Regions from separate parts of the Mus musculus genome. Here region 2 is linked to region 1. A link is a loop called in an ENCODE intact Hi-C map of the cell type or tissue named here. Cell type or tissue: gastrocnemius. All regions are shown on one strand.

Region 1 (2,500 bases):
AGCAATGGTGGATGTCATCTTTGCCGATGTGGCCCAGCCAGACCAAACCCGAATTGTGGCCCTGAACGCCCACACCTTCCTGCGGAATGGAGGACACTTTGTGATTTCCATTAAGGTATGGGTCTTGCCATGTAAGGTTGAGTAACCCTAGAGTGTGGTGTGGGTGCTTTGTCTCTGTGGCTGAGCAGGTTATGGCGCCTTAGCCTATCTGACTTGTTTATTAGTCCTCCTTATGGCTGAAATAAAGACTGATAGCTGCTAAGCATTTGGAGCAGATTGTGGGGTACAATATTAACTGCAGCAGGTACATTTTTCAAAACATTTTAATTTTAAATAGGGAAAACTCTCGCGCATCCTCACCATGTTCAAAACTGGCCAACCTATTGCTACACTTGTTTTTGGGTTTTTTTTTTGTTTTGTTTTGTTTTTGTTTTTTCAAGACAGAGTTTTCTCTGTATAGCCCTGGCTGTCCTGGAACTCAACTCTGTAGACCAGGCTGCTATTGCTACATTTGTTCTGTTTTTGCCAGCTGGGCTTCCAGGATATGGAAGAAAATTCCTGACCTTAAACACTGCCTTAGATAAATGAAATAACCTGTTTCCAATGTGAGCCAAATTAAAACTTCTTTAATGAAGTTAGAAAATTGGGAAAGCCTGGGTCTCCAAATCTGTAACTTAGTCCTGACTCCTTTCTAGGCCAACTGCATTGACTCCACTGCGTCAGCAGAGGCTGTGTTTGCATCTGAAGTGAAGAAGATGCAGCAGGAGAACATGAAGCCGCAGGAGCAGCTGACGCTAGAGCCTTATGAGCGAGACCACGCCGTGGTTGTCGGTGTGTACAGGTGAGTGTCACAACAGACCTCTCCCTTACCTGTGGCCCTGAGAAGCCAAAAGTGGTTACAACTCGACCCCCTCTGATTTCCTCACAGGCCACCTCCCAAGGTGAAGAACTGAAACTCAGAGCTGTCTGGATTGAAGAGATGTGTGTTGTTACTGTTGCACGTGTGGCTTGTGATTTTTTGGGGGCGGGGGAGTTGTTTTGTTTTTCTATTAAAAGACTCATCTGTCTCCCCTGTCTGGTGCCTATTGCTAAGTGGCCTCGAGACGCATGCGCCCTTGATCAACTTTGTGTGCTTCGGGGGGTGGTGCCTGGAAAGTTTCATCCGGTCACATGGTGCATGCTCCATTGGTGGCTGCTCCGCACGTGCGCGGCTCAGCACCCTTAAGGCGCAGGCGCACTGTGCTCCGCTAGGTCACGTGAATGATGTGGGGGCGGAGCCGGGGCAGGGGGGCCGGTTTGTTGTGGTCGCCATTTTGCTGGTTGCATTACTGGGTAATCGGGGCCCTGGCTCGCCGCGTCCACCGGACACCCTCAGCCAGTGGGCAGGTCTGAGCTCGGGCTCCCCGAGCAGTTTGAATCCCCTTACCCACGCCCTCAGGTAAGGGTGCTGCGACGGGCGGGGCGGCACGCTTGGGTGGGGGGCAGGCCGGGAACCGCCCTGCCCGTCCCCGCGAGATTTAGCAAGGGAAAGGAGGGGGCTTTGGGCCGTTGCAGCGGAGTCCGGCTCTTCATAGCTGGATTCCTGGAAGAGGCTGAGCCCGAGGGAGCCGTCCTGAGAGGGAGTCGGGGAGGGGGCAGCCAGGCCCCACTCCCGCCCTTTGTTTGGGCTCGGCTGCGCTGGCCGCTTCGCTGTCGCCTAGCAACAGCTGCCCTGAGTGCTAATTGGTTAAGCTCTTGGCAGCAACAACCAATGGCGCGGTTGTTGCCATGGGAGGTGCGGCCTGCCGGGCTCTCTTGGGCCCCGCCCGCCGGGACTCCACTGGCCGGGGCGGGCCTGCCGGGTGGGGGGCGGGACGCCAGGGTCCCTGGGGGCGGGTGGCCACGCGGGGCGGGGCTGGGCCGTAGGGCGAGGGTTAACCCGCCCCTCCCCCGTCCACCTGCTGTCCCCTTCCCCCGCGTGCCCTGGTCTGACCCTCGTCCCCTCCTTTCCCCGCCCCTCCCCCTCGGTGGCAGTGGCGGCGGCTGCTGTTGTCACCCACCGGGCCGCCTGTCCCGCTTGCCCTCACCGCCGCGGGGCTGGCTAGGCTAGCCGGGCCGGGGACAGGCGGCCACCTCCTCATCGCCGCCGCCACCACCACCGCCGCCATGCTGGCCGCTCGCCCACCGCACTGGGGTCCCCATCGCGCTCCAGCCCCCCGTGGGCCCAGCGCCATCCCTGACCCGGGTAGGGGTGGGAGCTGTAAGAGCTGGTCCTAGTGTGGGAGGGCTCGGGAAGAGGTTGTTTATCTGTGAAGCCCCAATAAAGGGGACCTGGAGTGGCAAGACATAGCATAGAAGGGGATCTGACAAGGGGGAGGCTCCTAAGAAGGGGATTTTGTTCCGAAGGACACTTTTAGTGAGTGAAGTCTTGTGCGATATTTAGGGATTTGGCTGTCAGGCCCTTCTAGGAATAGGCTCAATTGTGGAATGACCCAGCGTAGAAATAGAGGAGCTAGCAAGG
Region 2 (2,500 bases), 160 kb after region 1:
CTCGCTGCTGCGCTCGCTGTCCTCCTCCTCGGAGAAGTTGCTGTCTTCGCTGTCCGACATCTTCCGCAGCTGCAGAGGAAGACCGCGGCCTCAGGGCGTCGCGGAACCAAAAGCGCCACCCCCAAGCCTCAGTTTCCCCGCAAGGTAAACCGGGGGAGAAAATCCCCAGGCGCACTTCCGGCAGCCTGGTTCAGGCGGTCGCGAACCCGCGTTGTTCGGGCTATGGCAGCTAGCACACCCGGCCCTGGCTGCGGCCGGCACACGTCCTGAACCTCCGCCAGCCCCGACCCCCGCTCCGGCCCCTGCCTGCCGTCCCACGCCCGCTCACCGATCGCTTGCCACCTGAAGCTTCCGCGCCAGCTGCGGATCACACAACGCCTAGCTGGCCTGAGCGCTCTCTCGCGAGAACTGGCGCGTCAGTCTCACCTAACGCGAGACTTTAGGGGCCTGCTCTGAGGGCGGCCTCTTGGAGCCGCCATCTCCGGAGTGGCCAAAGTGGTTTACGCGGACTGTACGGCCGCCATCTTGAGAAGGTCGAAAAGTAATCGGCTTCTCCTAACCCAGAGCTGAATCGGGTGAACTGTTGGCTCGTCCGTCCTCTAAACTTCCCTCGGAGGTGTCAGAGGTGACGGGACAGAGATTCGGCTTCACACCGCCACCCTCGGCATTCTGAGGAGTTCCCCTAGATTTTTAGGGACCTAGACTCAGGTTAAATCCGAATTCCTGGCGATGCTCAAAACAATCTCAAAACTTGTTAGTTTAGCGCGGCACAGTATTGTGTTATTAATGATCTGGTTTGTTTGTTTGTTTGTTTGTGTGATAAGGCCTTACTTTGTAGCCTGGCTAAATCTCAGACTCACAAAGATAAGCCCATGTCTGCCTCTGCCTCCCTGGTACTGAAATTAAAGGCGTGTGCCACCATGCTTACAATGAAAGACACTTTAATACGGATTTAAGACTGAAGGCGGGAGCTGGTGAGATGGCTCAGTGGTTAAAAGCGCCTACTGCTCTTCCGAAGGTCCTGAGTTCAAATCCCAGCATCCACATGGTGACTCACAACCATCCATGACGAAATCTGATGCCCTCTTCTGGAGTATCTGAGGACAGCTACTGTGTACTTACATATAATAAATAAATAAATAAATCTTAAAAAAAAAAAGAAGAAGAGGAAGAAGAAGAAGAAGAACTGAAGGTGGACAGGCGAGCCAGGAGTTATGCACAAAACCATCACATTTATTTAATTCCGGACAGCCAAGGTTACACAGTGAAACACTGTAACCAAAACAAAACAATAAAACCTAAACTGGAGAGTTGGCTCAACCGCCAAAGAACGCTGGCTGCTGTGGAGCTGTGGTCAATTTCCAGCAGCTCACAACCCGCTTTCACTCCAGTCTCAGGGGAGCTAATGCTCGCCCTCTTCAGGCCTCGGCTGACATTGAATATCCACAGACATAAAAATTCAAGACAAGCCGGGCGGTGGTGGCGCACGCCTTTAATCCCAGCACTGGGAAGGCAGAGGCAGGCGGATTTCTGAGTTCGAGGCCAGCCTGGTCTACAGAGTGAGTTCCAGGACAGCCAGAACTGCACAGAGAAACCCTGTCTCGAACCCCCCACACACAAAAAAAAATTCAAGACAGAAAGTTAATAAAAGCAGCATGCTTGAGCAATCTAGATGGCTCATCAGATAAAGTATCTTGCTGAGAAACCTGACGATCTGAGTTCTATCCCTGGAACCTATATGATAGAAGGAAGATAGCCAAAAAGTTTTCTTCTGACCTCTGCATCCATGCTATAGTTGGAATACATGCACCCACTCATGTATGTGTGTATACATGTGTGTATATGGGTATATATACAATACATACACACATATATAACATTACATATGCATATAATATATATACAATAAGTTTAAATTTTTTAAGTCACGTGCTTCAGCTAGATATGGTGGTACCTACCTTGTAATACTGGCACTTGGCAGACTGAGGTAGGAGAATCTGAAGTCCCAATGGATCTAGACTACAAAACAGGACCCTTTCTCAAAACAACCAAATGGGAGAGGAGGAAGAAACAGTAAATTCCACCAAACTACTGAAAAGCACAAATTAACTTCAAAAACCATGTATGCACAGTGAAAGCAAAAGACGGTGGGATCTGGCAGAGGGTGTGATCCCATCCATACAGAACTCCAGAGCAAGCAAAGCCTAGCTATTCATAGGGAAAGCAGAGGAGTGGGTGTCTGAGCGCATGAGATGAAATGGAAGTCTGTCAGTGTCTGCCCGGGTGGGAGCGTTCACTGTACCTGGAGCCTTTTACTGCGTAAATCAGTGTCTGCCCGGAGGTGACCCGTTCAGGGTCGGTCTGAACTGCGCCCATGGAGTGAGATTATACAAAATGTTTAACGGATGGGAGCAGAAAGCAAGGGGGAGCAGGGTGGGCTGTTGCATTGACCAACCATATTTTTCTTTACAAGGGGTTTTGTTGGGGAAAAAGGGGGGCG

The links. Peaks named below come from ENCODE experiments on the same cell type or tissue, not always from the same donor. Only the 100,000 strongest peaks of a DNase experiment are listed, where the experiment ranks them.
Region 2: it touches region 1 in a loop (2.5-fold over the local background); 1 of 42 quality-filtered maps calls a loop at or near these places.

The regions. Positions count from the first base shown.
Region 1 is chr7:28,178,203-28,180,702 of GRCm38, forward strand. It overlaps Fbl (fibrillarin), which reads left to right. Exons shown (of 9, transcript NM_007991.3): 7 at 3-115; 8 at 696-841; 9 at 929-1,067. The coding sequence ends at 953. Dyrk1b (dual-specificity tyrosine-(Y)-phosphorylation regulated kinase 1b) reads left to right here and starts at 2,114. Exons shown (of 11, transcript NM_001271370.1): 1 at 2,114-2,224. The coding sequence starts at 2,146. In gastrocnemius, no CTCF peak of the experiment used is centred here; DNase peaks (open chromatin) are centred at 1,231 and 1,830; H3K4me3 peaks cover 1,334 bases; H3K27ac peaks cover 2,277 bases.
Region 2 is chr7:28,338,367-28,340,866 of GRCm38, forward strand. Supt5 (suppressor of Ty 5, DSIF elongation factor subunit) reads right to left here and starts at 353. Exons shown (of 30, transcript NM_013676.1): 1 at 329-353; 2 at 1-69. The coding sequence starts at 60. In gastrocnemius, a CTCF peak has its summit at 1,386 (motif pointing left); DNase peaks (open chromatin) are centred at 427 and 1,363; H3K4me3 peaks cover 1,434 bases; H3K27ac peaks cover 1,786 bases.